Linked DNA regions of Homo sapiens: regions 1 and 3 are each linked to region 2. A link is a contact called in ENCODE Hi-C or POLR2A ChIA-PET data. All regions are on one chromosome and are shown on one strand. Each heading gives the region's core, a stretch centred on a gene start or an enhancer-like site at or near the end of the contact. The rest is flanking DNA. Distances are from core to core; before and after follow the strand shown.

Region 1 (3,366 bases), core at 619-3,118, 150 kb after region 2:
TGAGGCAGGAGGATCGTGTAATCCAAGGAGGTCAAGGCTGCAGTGAACTAGATGGTGCCACTGCACTCCATCCTGGGCAACAGAATCAACAGAATAAGACCCTGCCTCTAAAAGAAACAAAAAAATAATAGATGGAATGAGTGTTCTTGTGGGATGATTGTGAAGTCTGATCATTTTCGCTTAGTCATACTTGCAGCAAATGTTTATTGAGCATATAATAAGAGCCAAGTGCTGTGTAGACTCGGTGTTGCACAGAGAATAAGTCTGACATGGTCCCTGCCTTCATCCAGCTAGTGGTTTAGGGGCCAAATGTCAAGTTACAACCGTGGTACCTGCCTAGGCAGAAGAGTTCAGGGCAGAGTGAAAGCATCTTACTTAGGGAAGACCTGACCTAGCAGTGCTGGTGGGTTAGGGGGAGGCCAGAAAAGGTCTGAGGGACTTTTGCCCTGTAGGGGGGTGGGCGGGGGCTTTTTCTCATTAAAAAAAATTACATTTTGCAACTTTGTTGGTATAAATCCAGGTTGGATTCATCATAATATAGTCACTGTCTCCCTCTTCTGATTTTAAAAGAAATTAAGCCTTTTTTTCTGGGCCCCTAAAGGTATCATAGACCCTGGACACTATGCAGTTGTGCCTCTGGGAAAAGGTCGCCTCAAGGAAAAGACAACGGAATTAATATCTGAAGAATAAACAAGAGTTAATTCAGTGAATAAGGGGTGGGGTCGGTGGGGTGTGGGCACCATAAACAGCATATACAAAGGCCCTGTGGTGGAGGAAATGAGCAATTGACAAGCTTCAGATGTAGCTCAGGAAGCATGTGTGGATAAGGTGAGGACACAGAGAAAGCCGGGCCATATGCAGCCTTTCCCCAGAGCAGTGGGAAGTCACTGATACATCTCAAGGCAGGAAGTTGAATGACTTTGGAAGGCATCAATAGGAAAAGCTGGCCAGAAAACCAGAAGGCCCCCCAATTCTCCCTATTAAATCTAATCAACAGAATGAGAACCTATCTGGAACAGAACAGGCATTGATGTTACCCAGGTTAAGAAGAAGCTGAGATGTACGGGCCTGCTGGTCTGTGGTTACTGGAGAAGACAAGACAATATTTTCCCCCAAACTTTGTTATGCCTTCTTTCCTAGGTGGCGCCCTTGGGAAATAGATTCTGAGGCAGAGATTTGTGTGCAGGTTTATGGGTGTGTGTTCTTGGAAACAACATCCATAAGGACGTAAGGGCAATATTGGGCGGATACAAGGGAGATCTCAGGTTATCCCAGAGCTCCCTAGAACCAGTGAAGCAGGAGACGGGACTTAACTCCAGGGGTGGGGCTTGGACACTGGACCACATTGAGGACTAGCTAAAACAGGGATGGGGCAGTAGCACCTCTCCATAAGACACGCCCACCTGTGAGCGCTGACAGTTTACCATTGCCATGGCAACACTGGGAGTTACTGCTCCTTTCCGTGGCAAAGACCGAGGACCCAAATGCTACCACCCTTTCCTTGAAATTTCTGCATAAACTGCCCCTTAATCTACATGTAATTAAAAGTAGCTATAAATATTTTCGTTTGTTTTTTTGGAGGCTGCATTGAGCTGAGGTCACGCCATTGCACTCCAGCCTGGGCGACGAAGTGAGACTCTGTCTCAAAAAAAAAAAAAAAAAAAAGAAAGAAAGAAAAAAAAAGAAAATACAGGCATTTGTTGTGCTGTGCGTTGGGTATACAGCAAGCTTGAAACAGGCATGCAGGCACGGCTGTGGGCTCCTGGTCCTCACAGCCTGGCAGGAAAGGCAGGCCCTTGGACACTGAAGTGAGGGGAAGCAAAGTTACTGGAGATGAGAACAAGGGACCCAACTGTCATGTAAGACAGGATGTGGCATGTGTTACAGTAAAAGCAAAAGTTCACTAAAAAAGCTTCTGCACAGCAAAAGTGATAATCAACAGAGTGAACAGACAAGCTGCAGAATGGGAGAACATATTTGCAAACTGTGCATCTGACAAAGGACTGATATCCAGAATCTACAAAGAACTCGAACAACTCAACAACAACAAAGGGCAAATAACCCCATTAAAAGGTGGACAAAGGACATGAACAGACATCTTGTTAAAGGAGACACACAAATTACCAAGAAACATGTGAAAAATGCTCAACATCGCTAATCATCAGAGAAACGCAAACTGAAACCACAGTGAGATACTATCTCACTCTAGTCAGGATGACCATCATTAAACAGGCAAAAAAATCACAGATGTTGGCGAGGATGTGGAGAAAAGGGAACACTTCTACACTGCTGGTGGAAGGTAAATTAGTACAACCTCTATGGAAAACAGTAGGGAGATTTCTCAAAAGAACTAAAAATAGTCCTACTATTCGATCCAGCAACCCCAAAACTGGTGTATATACCCGAAGGAAAAGAAATCATTGTATCAAAAAGATACCTGCACCCATATCGCAGCACTATTCACAATAGCAAAGATAAAGAGGCTAAGTATCCAGAACACATGAATGGATAAATATCTCTCACACACACACACACACACACACACACACACACACACACGAAGACTACTCAGCCATGTAAAAGAATGAAATCATGTCCTTTGCAGCAACGTGAATGGAACTAGAGGCAGTTATCTTTAAGTGAAATAACAGACACAAAGTCAAATACTGCATGTTCTCACTTATAAGTGGGAGCTAAATAATATGAACACATGCACATAGAGAGTGGAATAATAGACATTGGAGACTCAGAAGGGTGGGGAGGGGGAGGGAGAGGGATGAAAAGTTACTTAATGGGTACAATGTACACTATTCGGGTGATGGCTACACTAAACCCCAGACTTCACCAGTATGCAATATATCCATATAACAAAACTGCACCTGTACTCCCGAAATCAATCAATCTATGTATTTTACCGATCATCTATCAGTCTATTTATCTTATCTTTCATCAATCTATCTTATCTATCAATCATCTATCTTATCTATCATCTATCAATCATCTATCCATCGTATCTATCTTCTATCAATCATCTTATCTATCATCTATCAATCTATCAAGTCTTATCAATCTATTATCTATCTATCTATCCACCCATCCAATCTCGCTCTCTTTCTCTTTCTCTCTCTCTCTCCCCCTCTCTAAAGCACAAGCTCGGCTGGGCGCAGTGGCTCATGCCTGTAATCCCAGCACTTTGGGAGGCGAGGCAGGCAGATCATTTGAGGTCAGGAGTTCAATGAGACCAGCCTGGCCAACATGGTGAAAACCCTGTCTCTACTAAAAATACAAAAAAAGTGAGCTGGGCATGGTTGGTGGCATGCATCAGTAATCCCGGCTACTCAGGAGGCTGAGGCAGGAGAATCGCTT
Region 2 (2,976 bases), core at 319-2,818:
GGAACGGCACACCAATTGCTCCTCTTGTAGGTAGTTATGACGCGTTCCCATTTCTTAGATGAGAAAGCTCAAACACAGAGGCAGGGGAGGGAAGAACAGAGTGGGAGACCCAGCAAGTGAGAGGATTACAAGAGGAAAGAGAGAAGGACTAGGGCTGGCTTCTAGTTTAGTGATGAGTTTCTCGGTTGAACACTTAGTACCTGCAGGCTGTCCCCAGACTCTGACAATCCCAGGAGATGGACACTGAAATTATTTGCCCCTGTTAACTGGTGAGGAGAGAGAGGCTCAAAGAGGCAGGGTATGTTGTTCGAAGTTGCTAGACAGTGGTGGAGCCGGGATTTAAATCCAGCCTGATTTTCCAGAGTGGCTTTGTGCCACTCTGAGAAACAGAGAAAGGGAGACCCTAGGAGACCTTAGGAGATAAAGTAAGATGTGGGAGAAAGAGAAAGAAAAGATACAAGCTATGGGGGTAGAGAGGGAAGGATAACTGAAGGATGATAAAATTCAGAATAATGGGTACCCCTGGTGGGGGAAGTGAGGACACAGGAACTTTCCAGATGCCGGAAATGTTCCATATCCACCACAGCCAATCCAGTAACCACTGGTCACATGTCGCTATGGAGCACTTGAAATGTGGCTATTCTGAATTGAGATGTACTGAAAGTCTAAAATACACAGGGATAGCTGGGCATGGTGGCTCACACCTATAAACCCAGAACTACGGGAGGCCGAGGCAGGAGGACCCCTTGAGACCAGGAATTCGAGACCAGACTGGGAAACATAATGAAATCCTGTCTCTACAAAAACTAGCCAGGCATGATGGCGCACGCCTGTAGACCCAGCTACTCGGGAGGCTGAGGCAGGAGGATGACCTGAGCCCAGGGAAGTCGAGGCTGCAGTAAGCATGATCGTACTTCTACACTCCAGCCTGGGAGACACAGTAAGACTGTCTTTAAAAACAAACAAACAAACAAACAATATCCCTTAAAAGCAAAAGAAACAAGGAATTTCAAAGTCTTAGAAAAACAACAAAAGGTAAAATATCTCATTAAAAATTTTATGTTGATTACATGTTGAAATAATATTTTGGACACATTAGGCTAAATAAAATATAGTATTAAAATTAAAGTCACCTGTTCCTTTCTAGTTGTTTAACGTGACTACTAGAACATTTAAAATCGTCTGTGTGACTACTCTTATATTTCTGTCGGACAGCTTTGTTGATACTTTGATCTGAGTGATTACATATGTTTGTAAAAATCCACTGAGCTTTATAATTAGGGCACTCCACAGTATGTAAGTTATGCCTCAATACAAAAGAAAAAGGAAAAAAGGCAAGAGAAGGGCGAGCCAGGATGGAAAGAAGCGCAGCAGGTAGGAGGCGGGGCCAGCGGGGCGGGGCTGGTGGCCGCGCGTTGCCTGGCAACGGGTGCTGCCGGTGACGTCACCACCCGGCGGCAGCCATTAATCCCCCTCCTGGCGGCGCGGGCTGGCCCGGCCGCCTGCCTCCTCCTCCCCCGGGCCCGGATGAGATCACCGCGTCGGGCGGCCGGCTGTCCCCGCGCTCCCAACAAATCGACTCCTCGGCGAGCGCCGGCATCTCATGATCTCATGGCCCCGCGGGACGGCGCCGGCCGATGAGGTCACAGCCCCGCGCCCCGGGCCGCCCCGCTCTGCGCGCCGCCGGCTCCGGGTCTGGCCTCCGGGCGTCCCGCGCCGGTACCAGGCCCCCGAGCCTGAGGCTCTTAGCCCTTCGCGGACAAAGGAGATCTCAGTTTGCGAAGGGCAAAGCTGCCTTTTCCATCCTTTTGACGCATCTTTGCGCGTCCACTCCCCGCTCTCTTATTTGGACATTTCACCCCGAAGACCCCTTGTCCAGCAGGGAGTGACCTCATCAGCTCCCCTAAACTTGAAGTCAGGGGCCATGCGACGCGGCTTGCCTGCAGGATTTCACAGCCACTGAGTGAAGGAAGTTGTGGAGCTGTGTCTTACAGACGAAGAAACGGGATCAGAGGGATAAAGGAATCTGCCCCAGATTACCCACGTAGGGAAGGGTGGCGCAGGAACCCGGACCTCCATGATGTGAATGAGCCCTTTGACAGCCTTTTTCTTCTCCTTACCTGTACCCCAAACCTCTGCACCTTTACCCCAGTTCCTCCTTGCTCTGGTGTAAACAGTGGTAACGGTCCCACTTGCGGCGTGCCCCCGCAATGCTGGGTCCTGTTCCACATGACAGACCACTGTAGAGGAATTATACGGACCATTTTACAGATGAGAACACAAGGCTCGGAGAGGTCAAGTTACTTGCTGCAGAACTGGGACTTGTACCCAGGTGACTTGACTCTACAGCAGAGCCTTTCAATTACTCGACACCACCTTCCCCAGAAAAAGAGGAAGGCTTCCGAATGTTGACAGTGGACGATACACCCTCCCTTCTCTCTCCGACAGGGTCGCCATCAAACCCAGTTGAAGAGGGTCCAGTGAGAGCCTATTAGAGGCTTCACAACTCACTTGCCAGCAGCAGATTTCTCCCATCGCTTAGAGACTGCTCACTCACACCACTCCTCAGAAGACCTCCAGCAACATACACAGCCAGGAACGACAGGAAGGAAGGGACATGACATTTACTGAACGGCAGTGCTGAACCAGGCACTGAGCCAGGGCCTGTTACTAAGGGCAAAGCTGGGAGGGATATTACCAGCCCAGGTTTGCAGACGAAAAAGCGGATTTTTTTTTTTTTTTTGAGATAGGGCCTCACTGTCACCCAGGCTGGAGTGCAGTGGTGCGATCTCAGCTCACTGCAGCCTTGAGTTCCTGGGCTCAAGCGAGCCTCCCCTCTCAGCCCCACGAGTAGCTGGGACCACAGGTGTGTGCCACCATGCCCCAGATAATTTTTTAAAGACTTTTTTTGTAGAGAGGGGGTCTCCCCTGTGTTGCCCAGGCTGGTAAATATTTTTTAAAACCAAAGTCAGATGT
Region 3 (3,185 bases), core at 75-2,574, 160 kb before region 2:
GCTTTTCCAGTCAGATAACCTTTTCTGTACTTAGCATTTCATTGATTCTTCTTTCCTCAAAAATAATTTCTTTTTATCATTCCCAAGCTATTTCCTTCCCTTCGAAGATTTACCCAAGAAAATGATTACTCTCTGCATTAGGCTGGTTAATGCCTTGCTCCAATTCCAATTGATTCAATTTTTCAAAATTCACCAAGAAATAAATGTGTGGAGATAACAGTTTGTGACTATTTGAGTTCAAATCCAGCTCCAGCACTTGTTAGCTGACGGACTTAGGGGAGCTGCTTAACAGCTCTGAGCCTGTTAGCCTTTCTGTAAAGTTGAAGACAACATTACCTACTACATAGGACTGTGAGGCAGATGAAAGGAGACCGGCCACACGAAGCACTGAAGATGGACCATTCCTTTCTGTCTTTTATTTTTATGCAGTCTATAGTTCCTGCTGTGTTATAAAACATATTTAATCTATCAATGCTAATTCCCCTTCTATTGATCATCCGTAAATCTAGCCCTATTTCCTATAACTTCCTATTATCTAGAACAGACCAAGCTTTTTGCTTTCCTTCTCTTGGCAGTGTATCTTCCTATCTTTCTTTTTTCTTGCCTTCTACTTTGTCTTTAAACTATAAATGCTTTGAGTTTAGGATCTTACTATAAAGGATCATTCAGCACTAAATAAATATAGAGAATTGGAAGAAAATAATACATTTGGGCTGCTTTGCCAGACTTCCAAACTGTCAGTAGGCTAAGGAAGCAATTATAAACAAAAGCAGAGCCTTCTTCAAGCTAAATGTTGCTTCGCATCTAAAACACAGTGCACTCTTAAGAATTATGATAAACTTGGGGGATAAGCGGATCACAAAAGGTTCCACAGCACATTCCCCTGGCAATTATTTTGGCAAATTCTTTCCATCCTGACTCAGAAGAGAAAAATATGCTGCAGAAAATGCCAGTGGCTCTACATATCAGATGGGAGATCGGCTCTCCCATGCCAAGATGTCTGCTCTTAACATGGGCTTCCTTCAAACACTCTGCATTGCATTTGTTTGCATTTGTTTTGAGACATCACAACAGTAAAGAGAAAAAAAACTCCCATTTGCATAGAGCTTCTGAGTCTTCAGAGACTCGTGTGTCTCCTCTCACTGGGCATTCACTTCCATCTTGGGAGGCGCACCATTTTACTCCTCTCACAGAAAAGAAACAGAAGCACCGAGCGGTTAAACAACTTGGTCCAAAGCCACTTGTTATGTCATGACTTGGTACGTCATGAAGTTGGGCTGGAATTTAGCTGGAAAAGTGCAGGATGAGCGGCTGCATTTGTAAGTGCATAAAATAACTATGAGCTCAATGAGTAACTGACGTACACCATCACACTCACCCTGGGTGCTGCCAAGCGTGGAAGCTATTTAACCACAGCTCACTCTAAGCACACATGGAGTTTATCTATAAACACATTTTTCATTATTAATCAAGTATTGGCTTTGCTGGCATCATTTTTCCAACAGAACTTTATGCAATAAAATATCCTTCACCACAAGGTTGAGTAGCACAGAGCTATCCTGAGAAGAGTCTTTTTGGGAAAAAAAAAAAAAAAAATCCAGGGCTCCATCAATTAAATGGTCAAATCTTTCTCTCCTGAAAGCCTGTTGTGTCTTCATCTTTTTCGATTTCCCCTACTTCAATTATAAAGTGTCGCACTTGATCAGATCCTCACTTGTCGGGGGGCTGATATCACGTGCACAGTTCTTCAACATCATTTTTAGGTGCAAAATCATTTAGGATTGTATGTCCTCTTGATGAGTTGATTCTTTATCACAGGCAAAGTCCCTCGGTATCCCTGGTTACTATAGTCTTTGCTTTGAAATCCACTTTGCATGGCCACGCCAGTTTTCGATTAGTGTTAGCATGCAGAACTTCTCCCATCTTTTCGCTTGTGTCTTTATATGTTTAAAGTGGGTTTTCCATAGACAGCATGTAGTTGGTCTTGCTTTTAATTGGGGTGTTTAAATCATTTATATTTACTGTGATTATTCATAAGGTTGGGTTTAATCTACCATTTTGCTAATTTTTTAAATTTATCCCATCTGTTCTTTGCTCCCTTTTCTCCTCTTTTGTTGCCTTTTTTATTTTTTGGATTGAGTATTTGGGATAACTAAATGTGGTTATTCCATTTTAATTCCTTTGTTGGCTTGTTAGCCAAAACTCTTTGTTATTTTAGAGGTTGCTTTTGGATTTTAACATAAGTCTTTATCACAGTCTACCTGCAAGTAATAGTGTATCATTTCACATGTTATATAAGAACTTTAGGCTGGGTGTGGTGGCTCATGCCTGTAATCCCAGCACTTTGGGAGGCTGCGGTGGGCGTATCACTTGAGGTCAGGAGTTTGAGACCAGTCTGGCCAACAAAGTGAAACCCCGTCTCTAGTAAAAATACAAAAATTAGCCAGTCATTGTGGTGGGCACCTGTAATCCCAGATACTCAGGAGGCTGACGCATGAGAATTGCTTGAACCTGGGAGGCGGAGGTTGCAGTGAGCCAAGATAGTGCCACTGCACTCCAGCCTGGGTGACGGAGTGAGACTCTGTCTCAATTAAAAAAAAAAAAAAGAACTTCACAGCAGCATACTTCCATTTCTTCCCTTCCAGCCTTTGTGCTATTACTGTCATACTTTTTATTTCTACATATGTTACAAACTTTTTATTTGTACATCTTGTAAACCTTAAATACATTGTTATTACTTTTGCATAAGCAGGCAATTATCTTTTAAAGATATTTAAATAATAAAAAAGCCATTTCTATTTATCCATGTAATTACCACTTCTAGTTCTTTCACTGTCACTTTCAACATCACAAAGTCCTGCAGCTTCTGCAAGGTTTGCAATTTCCCTTTGAACTGTATTGTTGGATATCTGCCCCAAAAGCATATGGGCAGAGTGGGCAGGAATAGATACAGAAGCTAACAGGGAGGGGTGTTTGAGTGAAAGCTAATTTTATAAATGGTCAATTTATCAGTTACTACAGTTATATCATGGCTACTTTTATAATCTCAAAACTGCAAGGACTTGAATAGTGAATAACTGAATTACAAGAATGCTCTATAATAGTGTGGCTGATTATCATCAGCTACATTTAGCCAAAAAGGAATCAATGCAATAATACATTCAACAGGTAGTTACAGAGCTCCC

Evidence for each region. A loop is a pair of places that touch in the nucleus more often than their neighbours do. ChIA-PET counts read pairs that join two places held with the same protein, here RNA polymerase II (POLR2A). Pooled maps may share reads with other maps.
Region 1: a pooled map shows a loop between it and region 2 (5-fold over the local background). The contact joins two enhancer-like sites. A Hi-C loop is called at or near these places in 5 of 50 pooled maps. POLR2A ChIA-PET finds 5 or more read pairs at or near these places in 2 of 52 experiments (OCI-LY7 and activated T-cell).
Region 3: a loop to region 2 is called in a pooled map, with 11 times the contacts of the local background. The contact joins two enhancer-like sites. A Hi-C loop is called at or near these places in 2 of 168 maps with a recorded cell type or tissue (OCI-LY7 and chondrocyte) and 6 of 50 pooled maps. POLR2A ChIA-PET finds 5 or more read pairs at or near these places in 3 of 52 experiments (OCI-LY7, activated B cell and naive thymus-derived CD4-positive, alpha-beta T cell).

The regions. Positions count from the first base shown.
Region 1 is chr12:116,671,818-116,675,183 of GRCh38, reverse strand. The region is part of intron 1 of LINC03088 (long intergenic non-protein coding RNA 3088); the gene reads right to left. Among named protein-coding and RNA genes, the nearest start is that of LINC03088, 12 kb to the right of the region's middle. RefSeq lists an enhancer at 1,931-2,240. Within about 2 kb of position 1,868, at least 2 of the 41 ENCODE cell types and tissues checked have a DNase peak (open chromatin) inside an H3K27ac peak, as active enhancers do.
Region 2 is chr12:116,818,088-116,821,063 of GRCh38, reverse strand. All of the region lies in intron 7 of RNFT2 (ring finger protein, transmembrane 2), which reads right to left. Among named protein-coding and RNA genes, the nearest start is that of HRK, 62 kb to the left of the region's middle. RefSeq lists a silencer at 1,332-1,691 and an enhancer at 1,892-1,941. Within about 2 kb of position 1,568, at least 40 of the 41 ENCODE cell types and tissues checked have a DNase peak (open chromatin) inside an H3K27ac peak, as active enhancers do.
Region 3 is chr12:116,981,035-116,984,219 of GRCh38, reverse strand. The region is part of intron 5 of FBXW8 (F-box and WD repeat domain containing 8); the gene reads right to left. The region is part of intron 2 of LOC100506551 (a long non-coding RNA gene); the gene reads left to right. Among named protein-coding and RNA genes, the nearest start is that of FBXW8, 72 kb to the right of the region's middle. Within about 2 kb of position 1,324, at least 3 of the 41 ENCODE cell types and tissues checked have a DNase peak (open chromatin) inside an H3K27ac peak, as active enhancers do.